2 separate regions of the Homo sapiens genome follow, and region 2 is linked to region 1. The links are chromatin loops, found by intact Hi-C in ENCODE. Cell type or tissue: heart left ventricle. All regions are shown on one strand. Each heading gives the region's core, and the rest is flanking DNA. Links, peaks and the distances in the headings are about the cores only.

The links. Hi-C counts contacts between places; a loop is a spot of excess contacts. Peaks named below come from ENCODE experiments on the same cell type or tissue, not always from the same donor. Only the 100,000 strongest peaks of a DNase experiment are listed, where the experiment ranks them.
Region 2: it touches region 1 in a loop (2.1-fold over the local background); 15 of 110 quality-filtered maps call a loop at or near these places.

The regions. Positions count from the first base shown.
Region 1 is chr11:95,833,408-95,838,798 of GRCh38, forward strand. MTMR2 (myotubularin related protein 2) reads right to left here. Exons shown (of 15, transcript NM_016156.6): 13 at 4,687-4,800; 14 at 2,741-2,917; 15 at 1-2,044. The coding sequence ends at 1,883. Among named protein-coding and RNA genes, the nearest start is that of CEP57, 46 kb to the left of the region's middle. In heart left ventricle, for the core only: a CTCF peak has its summit at 2,790; no DNase peak of the experiment used is centred there; H3K27ac peaks cover 355 bases.
Region 2 is chr11:95,962,561-95,967,951 of GRCh38, forward strand. It overlaps the pseudogene RPL32P25. Among named protein-coding and RNA genes, the nearest start is that of MTMR2, 41 kb to the left of the region's middle. In heart left ventricle, for the core only: no CTCF peak of the experiment used is centred there; no DNase peak of the experiment used is centred there.

The DNA.
Region 1 (5,391 bases), core at 257-5,256:
GTAAATATATAAAAAGGGCTAGTATTCCTCCTCCCTCCCTCCCACACACACCAGTGGTATATATTAAATGCCCAAGTGCATGTACTCCATATTGGAGACTTCTGCAGAAGGTGAGGGGAACCACTGGAAGGTTCTCAGCAGAGAAGTGGTAGGGTTGCACTTAGATTTCCCTGGCTTTTGATTTGAATTTGAAGTGGATGCAAGTATGTTAAGACTAGAAGCTTTAAATTCTTGATCTCTTCAGCCATTCTACATTCTTTTATGTGGTATCAGGCCAAGATAACCAAGGTTTAAATGAGGAAAATGGCAGATGCGTTTGTGAAATACTTGGAGTAGAAAGCTTAATTTTTAATTACTGATTTGCTAGCCACTTAAATGCCCTGTTAAAAAGCTTATATTTCACACAATTACCAAAGAAATCATTTTGGTACCAATTTTGCTAAATTGGATATACTAATAGAAACTTCCTCACTGCAAGACCAAGAGGGAGGCTAAGGTTCAGACTCTCTGTATAGTGAATTAGTGAGTGGAAAAACACTGTATATTTTAATTGTTTGATTTGGGTGTTGGTTAAGGAAAAATGGGTACAAACTGAACATTTTCATCTGGGGTGCATATTCCTCCAATAATTTCCAAATATTTCTGGGGAAAAAAAAGAAATGGCAACTTTGGACAAGAACAAAGTTTAAAAGTCAGTTGGAATTTCTTTTAATTAAAAGACCAAGGGGACAAGAAGCTCCTTTGTTACAGTACATTACATATGGCTCTTATGTAGAATAAAATAGACATCAGAGTCAAATGTTTCTACCAGCACCAAACTCTTACTTGTAGCAGGTGAACAGTGAAGCAAGATTTCTTTTACTGGCTTTGAGATTGTAATACATCTTTTACATGCAGTGTGTTCTTTGGTAGACTTAATCGTTGAGTGAAATTACAGAATTTGCAAAGGAAAAAAATGTAAAATTTGAGCACAGTACTTCTCACTATAAGCTATTTATACAGAATTCAGAAAAAATGTCAATCCTAGTAAGATTTTTAAATACTTCTTAAAAACTTGCTAATTAGCTTCTGTGTGTTCAGACACACAAGACAAGTGAAATACACTGTAGTAAATAATTAGTTTTTAAAATATCTTTCATGATGTTTCTGGTAATTGGGCTAATCTGAAGGGCATGGAATTCTTTGAACTCCTGTATGGCTACTTTCTCCCCTTCATTTTCCCCCAAGCACATCTATAAGGCCTCCCATTTTGGATCAACTTGCTAATATGTCTTAAGTATGTAAATAATGACGGCAATAATTTTCAACTACTACCACACCGTAGTATCTTCAACACTTTGCCTTTTACTATATGAAGAATATGGAAGTTGAAAAGTGATCAAGGTAAATCAGTTACTGAAAAAAAGAAAAACCTAGAATGGAGAAAGGGATATCAAATGATTTTGATCTGTCATGACATCAAGGCCCAATATATGTGATGCCACAGAATTTCAGTGTTGGTTTGAAAACTGATGTTCCTCTGCACAGTGAGCACAGAGTGTATTTCTAAAATGGTTTTAATATTACCAGATGCCAAAAATTTGTAACAGCATTTGCCTTTTAATAGAAACTTGTTCCCACTGTGAATCCAGGATTGAAGTATTTTAATATTCTTTGGATACTTAAAAGATTAGTATCATAATCATGTAATTACATATGGAGTTACTTCACTTAAGCCACCTGCACTGCTACAGTTCTAAACTCATCCTAGAGAGATTTAAAATAAATAAAGTGACTGAACTTTCTCTCATAGATGGGTTCTAAATTCCGAAGACTTTCTACTCATAGAGCTGCCAGTGTAATCAAGAGTGTATAGCAATGATGCCCCTGATCTTACAGTCCTTTATACAACAGTTTGGACAGGAGTGACACACTGTGCAGGAGAGCTGGCTCTCTCTGAGGATGAGGTTGATCGGTTAGAAATCTCTCTCTGTAGTTCCTCTACTTTTTTCTGAAGCTCTGCTCGTTTAGCAAGAAGTTCTTTGTATCTGTTGTGAATAGGTTCCTGCAAGAGCAAAACATAAAATATTCAACTAGGCAATCCTGACCAAAGCCAGGTCAAATCATTCCCTAAATGTTGCAGTGTATGTTTTTTCAGCTGTTGGAACCAATGGCACCTTTCCAACCCATCAGTGAAATTAAATACCGGGACTGTGGACACCACTAATCTTTTCACTGGCTTTCCCAGTGCCCCTGAGTATTTCCAAAGAATAACCTGCTGTGTAGGTGCTCCTGAAACTGGTACTTTTCCAAATACAACAAATAATTAACAAGACAATTAAAAGACAGTAGTCAGAAGATTCCCTGTTATTTATAGGTTTTTAGTCTTAAACAGTTCTAAGTAGTTAATATTCCATAAACATATTCACAGTAGACCAGAATTTTGTTCAGCTTTTAACTTTCCTAAAGCTACTTTCTTCAGCTTATTAAAACAAGACCCCCTAGAGGTTATCCAGACAGAGGAGGGAAGATGCAAGAAAAGAGAGCAGTGATTTGTCCAATGTCATACAAGCAGTCCTAAGAACCAGGTATACTGATTACCCTGCCCCAGTGTAGTATTTTTCTACTATACGATTGTTAACTATCAATGGGTAAGGAGTAAAGTTTTAAATATGCACAGATAATCTTTCCAGCTGCTTTTAAGGAGACAAAGTTGCACTGCATGAATGAAAACTCCCATTGTATATTGTAAGGCACATACCTGTGGTTTCATCCGTGGATTCCACCTTATGTAATATCCCACCCAGAGCTCTAGGTGGCGCATGCTGGCTACTGGATAAAGGACATGATTGGAATAGCTCCCATAGAGAGGATTAGTGAAGTCTTCCAGCTGGCTGTTTATGTAAGACCACAGTGACACAGTCCTTTTAGGAAGATTCTGTAGGCAGGAAAAATAGGTAAAGATTCTCCACCACATAAGCCATTTACACTTTAGATGAAATTTGTGAAGAAGTACTTTGTTGTCATTAAAATCTCTTTAGAGGAAGTGGACTTGGAGACTTCAGTGATAAACCAACTTATATTAAGATCAGAGGGTACTGGAAAACAGTATGCAGTTCCTCAAAGAGATACCATATGACCCAACAATTCCACTCTTGTACATATCCAGCAAACAGAAGACATGTCTGTACAAAAACTTTTTTATAGATGTTCAAAGCAGCATTATTCATTAACAGCCAAGAAGTGGGAACAACCTAAAAGTCCATCAACTGACGAATGGATAAGTAAAATATATCCACACAATGGAATATTATTCAGCCATAAAAAGAAATGATATAAAATGTATGAACCTTGAAAGCATATTAAAGGAAAGGAGCTAGACACAAGGTTTACATATTAAATGATTCCATTTATATGAAATGTCCAGAAGAGGCAAATCTAGAGACAAAAACATTAGTGTTTGGCAGGGGTGAATGGGGAGTGACTATTAACAGGTTTTCTGAGGTGATGAAATGTTCTGAAATGAAAATGTGATGGCTGTACAACTCAGATATACTAAAAACCAGTCAACTATACACTATCAAAGTGAATTTCATGGTATGCATATTATTATCAATTTAAAAAGTTTTTTTAAAAATAATCAATGATTCCTACCCCAAGGCTCTCAAAAAATAAAACTCTTCGAAACTTAGCTATGCTATTTCTAATGAACATTCCTTAAGTTGTTGAGTGCCTGCTATGCATAGAAATACTTACTGCATGCTAGACACTGAAGACATAAGGTGAATTTAAAAATTTAATACCTGCCTTTAAGGAAGTCTAGGAAATACTACATAGCAGTTCTTGTGGTATTTTGTATTGCTTATTTAATAATCTTCATAATTTTACAAAAGCAGACATTAACTTCCCCAAGCGAACTGTTACAGTAAGTGATAGATCCAGGATTTGAACCCAGCAACTGGGCTTCAGTGCAAGTACTTATTCCTACTGTGCTTTATAAAATAAAACATAAATACTTTGTAACCACATTTTTTAGAATAAAAGTTGATGCAGAGGGAGATACCAATCAAGATGATTAAGATGTTGATACATAGGATAGACAAGTTTTGATAAAGAAGTAAAACTTGAAATGTAATCCTTACACCATTTCTTCTTAATACCAACCCCACTTAACAGTGATACCTTTGGGGAAAAGGGATAACGAAAAACTTTAACTTTCTACATACTATCTTTTCCGTATTTGAATTTTTTTATGGTATTACTTTACAACTTAAAAAACTCAAAAACTTAACCTAAAATGTCTCAATAAGTAGGATATACTTGGGAATTTGAGCTGCCTATTCACTCGAATATACATTTTCTGCTAATTAAATTTTTCTGCACCTGCTGTAAAGGATTTCCATTCTACATGGAAAAATTGGTACACTGGTGCTCCTTAGATTTCACGTACTTCAGTTCTCTTTAGCAGAAACCACTTCCCACTCATGAACTCAGCAGACAGCTAGCTAGCACCTTCAGCCTTGTGACAAAGATACTTCAGAATATATCAGGTCCAGATATATGGAAGGAAGCCCTCAATATTATAGCATGTAAGATAAAGTATGACCCAAAAGAATGACTTCAGTTGAAATCTGTCACAGAGTACATTCTTTTAGGGAAAAGTATACAGTAGAGATAGTATGGGGAAGGTCATGTTTCATATTTTACCTCTTTTCCTCTCTGTTGTTCACTATTACAGAGGAATGTTCCGAATAAGCAGCTGTATAGGTGGTCCAAAATGGTAATGAGAAAATACTCATTGAATTCAAATGCGGTAGGAAACTGCAAATCAAACATCACAAACACATAAATTAAGACATTCTTCAAGCATATTCATCCCTGTCATGGGTAGATCCTTTTGAGGTAGTATTTAAAATGAAGTTAAACATTCAAATCTACATTATTCCAAGCCATTATGGCATTATTCGTATGGTTTTCTTTTCAAAAATCATGTTATCACTTTTCTGATCATGATGTTTCTGTATCTGCTATATCTGCTAACCCTAAATTTGCAGGCTGAATTTTGACTTAGGCAATTCTGGCAACTCTAGGCATTCTCTGCCCAAAATGACCACAAACAACATTAAGATTCTTTAAATTTTCAAGAACATAGTTGTTTTTCTTTTTTAAGGATTACACACAAAATGCCAATAATGTCTCCAGAAAATGTCAGCAATACACAAAAGTAAACATCTAAGGCAGATAATTTACAAGTCAACCAACCTATTAAATATTTAGATGGTGCAAAAATAATTGCGGCTTTTGCCATTGAAATGGCAATTACTTTTGCACCGACGTAAACTTTTCAGGGAACATCCATCCCATCAAACCAGAGTCCCTTGTAAGCCACTATTTTGGCAGCATCTAACAAAA
Region 2 (5,391 bases), core at 203-5,202, 130 kb after region 1:
AACATACATAACCTCTGTGCCATTCTGTCTTCACTTCCCATTAGTTTCCAAACAAAGCCCTACACAATCTTTAGTTGATTTCCTTACTGTTTAGTAGAGTAGATGTCCTCTTATGTGATGTGAATAGAAGTGGTAGTTGGTTAGTTAACTTAAAAAAGAAAAATAAAATTGGGTTAAACAGAATTATGTATGTATGTTAAACAGAATTATCTATGTATACATTATATACATACATATATAAATTATATTTTTAAACTTAAAACATAATTTTAAAATTTATTTTTAATGTAAAGTTTATAATGTGCCAGCATTCACAAATCTTTTTGATGTTAGGGCCAAGGCCTTTCTTTTTGATATGGTTTTATTCTCTGAAGTCTTTCTTGCATGAATCACATACATAATGCATTTTCTGATTTCAATTTCTGGTTTCATTAAAATGGAATGGAAACTTAAAGACACAAGGCAATTTGAGTGCAAAATCCTCATACTTAACGATCAATTAGTTGATCAACTGCAATGCTCCTTCCGTTTTTCACATTCTTAATTTGACAGCATTTAAAAATTTTTTATTGTAAAAGATATTAAATACACAACATATAAATAAAGTCTCTTCTGTGATGCTGCCTATGAAGGTGGCAGCCATCTCCTATTCACCATCATAGCCACACTCAGACCCCTTGTGGAGCCCAAGATTGTCATAAAGAGGATCAAGAAGTTCATCATCGGGACAGATCGATATGTCAAAATTAAGTGTAACTGGTGGAAACCCAGAGGTATTAACAACAGGGTATGCAGAGGATTCAAGGGCCAGACTTGATGTCCAACACTGGTTATAGGAGCAACAAGAAGACAAAGCACATGCTGCCCATGGCTTCTGGAAGTTCCTAGTATCCAGTGTCAAGGAGCTGGATGTGCTGCTGATGTGCAACAAATCTTACTGGGCTGAGAATGCTCACAATGTTTTCTCAAAGAAGAACCACACAGCCATCATGGAAAGAGCAGCCTAGCTCATCATCAGAGTCACCAATCCTAATGCCAGGCTGCACAGCAAAGAAAATGAATAGACAGGTTGTGTGCACGTTTTACTTGTGTTTAAAGAAAACCATAAAAACTGCCAAGAAAGGTATGAATAAATTAAGGAATAAGATAACAAATAATGGCATACACAACAACCAGGTTAAGAAACAGAACACTACCAGTACCTTAAAAGCTCTCTTTGTTCCCTAGACGCAACCATTAGGCTGGCTTTTATGAGAATTAGTCTCTTGCTTTTCTTTGCGGTTTTGCCAATCTGTATTATAAACCAAGAAGTATCTGAGACAGGTCTCAATCAATTTAGAGTTTTATTTTGCCAAGGTTAAGGACTATGACCTGTGACACAACCTCAAGAGGTCCTTCCTGACAATATGTGCCAAAGGTGGCTGGGTTGCAGCTTGGTTTTATACATTTTAGGGATACAGAAGTTACAGGCAAAGACATAAATCAATGCATGGAAAGTATACTTGGCTCAGCCTGGAAAAGTGGGATATCTTGAAGCAGTGGGGGAGTTGGGTGGCGGGGGGATTTCCAAGTCATTGGTGCATTCAAAGATTTCCTAATTAGCAATTGGTCGAAAGAGTTTAGCTCTGCCTAAAGAGTTGAAGTCAGCATAAAGAAATATTGAGTTAAGATAAAAGGAGAGGTTGTGGAAGCCAAGGTTCTTATCATGTAGATAGAGCCTTGAGGTAGCAGGCTTCAGAGAAAATGTCTCTTATCAGGCCTTAAATGGTGTCAGACTCTGCATAAAAGACATAGTAAGGGAAGGAGATTCTCTATAGAATGCACATTTCCCCCACAAGAGACAGCTTTGCAGGGCTATTTCAATATATGTCAAAGAAGTATATTTGGCAGTAAAGTGACTTCCCTCAAGGCCTGCTATTTGTCATGTGATGCTATACCAGAGTCAGGTTGGAATCTGGTATCTTATTGCTATCAAGAGCCTGCTTCGTCAGTCTCAAGATCTCTGTTTTAATGTTAATGCTGGTTAGATGTTTCTAAACTCCAAAGGGAGGAGTATACAGTGAGACATGTCTGACTCCTTCCCATTATGGCCTGAACTTGTTTGTCAGGTTTCTTTGGGATCCCGTTGGCCAAAAAGGGGTCCATTCAGTCGATTGGGGAGCTTCGAATTTTATTTTTGGTTTGCAGTATGTATTCTTAAATAACATCTTGTTTAGTTTGGCCTTTTAAAATATTTTTTAAAAATAGAATCAAGGTGTAGGGTTTTTTGTGTGTGACTTGCTTCTTTCATTCAACATTATGTTGATGTATTTAGCTCATTCCCTTTTCTTGTAGCATTACATTCCATTTTATGACAATACCTCAATTTACCTCTTCTAACATTGATGGACATTTAGATTTTGTTTTAGTTTAATTCCCCCCACAGTAGATACTAAGACAAAGATCTGCATGCAGGGAGTTTATCTGGAAGGTGATACCTGGAAGCACTGTGAAGGCGTAAGGAAGTGAGACCTGGAAAGAATAAGAACCAATAAAGCATTTATTTATAAGCAGATTACCACAATGAGCAACCAGGCTTATTCCCACTGGGAACTCTGAAAGATAGTGTGAAACACACATGAGACTTATCCACTAAAGGAGAAGGGATCTGGGCTATTTATCCACCATCCTAAATTGGTTGAAAGCCCCCTTTGGGACAGAAATTCTCTTCTACTTAAGGCTTGTCCCAAGTATTCTGCTAAAGACGATGCCCTCAGGCAATCGTCAAGAAATATGTAGGAGGCAATCATCTTGACAGCAGCTGTCTAGGATAGATTAAAGCGATATGGATGGAGCCCTTTTGAGATCTGCTACTGCAACCCGTTGCACCCTTCAGATCCACTCAACCCTCACACTATGTTCACTCTATGTTGTCACTGATTCTTCAAATTTTTAAGGTACAGGTACCTGAAAAAGAGAAGAATAAAAGGCTTAAATGTAGATGGAGTAAGTACACTCCCTACTGCTGTAGTTGGTCCTGAGGCCATCAGTTGATATTCATCATCTCCCACCTTTACCACCCATGGTAGACTTCCCTTGGTCAGAATATCTCTTGGATGCTTCTCTTGGTAGGTGACCCAGTCCTTTATCTTTGAGGGAATTGAGTTTCTGGTTACCTTGCCCTTTTCAAGACTAGGTAGTTGCAATTGCCCATGTGCTATTATCACTGGGCATGGAATCACCAAGAGGTACCCTGGGGAATTCTGAGTTAGAAAAAGTTGCTGACTTTATACTATAGATGCTTCCTGTCAAAGAGCATGGTAATTATCTATTTGGTCTTTAAAAATGTTCTTTATTAGAATTTGATAATTTTATGCATGTAAGGCTCAATACACACACATATACATGTATATCCACACATATCCTAGATTTTGATGTTACTGTGAATATGATTTTCAAGTTATGCTTTTTAATAGTTGGTGGCATATAAAAACTGCTTTTGTGTGTTGATTTAGTTTCCAGAAAATTGGCTAGATTCTCTGGGGTTTTCTAAATGAATAACCACATATATTTATGATTATCCAATTATGATTGTTTTGTTTCTGTACAATTTTAATGTATTTTTTTTCTTTTTTTGTTTTCTTGTACTGAGTAGGACTTCCACCAGAAGATCAGGTAGGAATGGATGATAGTGGGCATCCTCTTCTTGTTCCTGCCAACTTTTTAAACCAACTTTGTACTCCTGGGAGAAACCCAACTTAGCCATAATGTATTATGTCTTTTATATACAACTGGATTGTGTTGGTTAAAATTGGGTTTAAGATTTTTGAAACTACATTCATGAGTGTGACTAGTCTATAATTTTCCTACCATGTGCCAGCCATGTCTTATGTTTGTGTCATGATTATGCCAGCTTTAAAAATTGAGTTGGAGACCGGGTGCAGTGGCTTAAGCCTGTAACCCCAGCACTTTGGGGGGCCAAGGCAGGTGGATGACCTGAGGTCAGGAGTTCAAGACCAGCCTGGCCAACATGGTGAAACCCTGTCTCTACTAAAAATACAAAATTTAGCCAGGCATGGTAGCATGCGCCTGTAGTCCCAGCTACTCTGAAGGCTGAGACGGGAAGAACCACTTGAACCCAGGAAGCAGAGGTTTCAGTGAACCAAGATTGCACCACTGCACTCCAGTCTGGGCCACAGAGCGAGACTCCTTCTCAAAAAAAAAAAAAAAATTGAGTTGGAAATTGAAAAGTGTTTCTTCTTTTTCATTCTCTGAAAAAATTCATATAAAATTGGCCTGAACTATTTCTTGACTATTTCATAAAATCCGGCTTTTTTGTCCTGCCTTTTTCTTTGTGGCAATAATTTGAATGACTGTCTGAATTCCTTTAATAGCTATCAGGCTATCCAACTTCTCTATCTTTTGCTAAATCAGTTTTGGTGAGTTGTATTTTGTGGTAATTCATTCATTACCTCTAAATTTTCAACTTTATTGCCATAAACTTGTGCACAATATCTTATCATTACCTGTTTAATCTCTGTAGTTTCTATAGTTATGCTCCTTTTAAATTCCTAATAATGTTGTCATCTTCTCAATTTTTTTCAATTTTCTCAATTTCTTCAGAGGTTTGTCAATTTTATAAATATCTTAAAGAATCAACTTTTGGCATTGTTAATCCTCCCTATTATTGTATGCTTGGTTTAGCCCTTACTTTATTAATTAAAATATGTTCTTTGTTATTTCCCTTACTTTTCTTCAGATTTTTCTTGCATTCTTGTTCTTGTTCCTCAAGTTGAATTTTTAAAAATTCACTTTAAACTTTTTTTCTAATGAAAGCAATTAAGGGAACAGATTTCGCTCCAATTCCTCAAGCAGCATACATATTCTATTATTGTTTAAGTACAGGTTTGCTTGCCTTCCTTCCTTCCTTCCTTTCTTTCCTTCTTTCTTCTTTTGTGTGTGTGTGTGTGTGTGTGTGTGTGTGTGTGTGTGTGTGTGTGTTTTGGGTCTGGCTCTGTCACCCAGGCTGGAGTGCAGTGGTGCGATCTCTGCAATCTCTGCTTCCTGGGCTCAAGTGATCCTCCCACCTCAGCCTCCTGAGTAGCTTGGATTACAGGTGCACACCATCACATCCAGCTAAATATATATATATATATTTATTTATTTATTTATTTTTTGTAGAAACAGGTTTTCACCATGTTGCCCAGGTGGTCTTGAACTCCTAAGCTTAATGGATCCTTCTACCTTGGCCTCCCAAAGTGCTGGGATTACAGGTGTGAGCCACCACGTCTGGCGTAATTACAAGTATTTTCTATATTTTTAGTTTTGCCATCCACTCATGAGTTGTTTCGATTATTATTATTATTTTATTTATTTATTTATTTGAGGCAGAGTCTCACTCTGTTGGCCAGG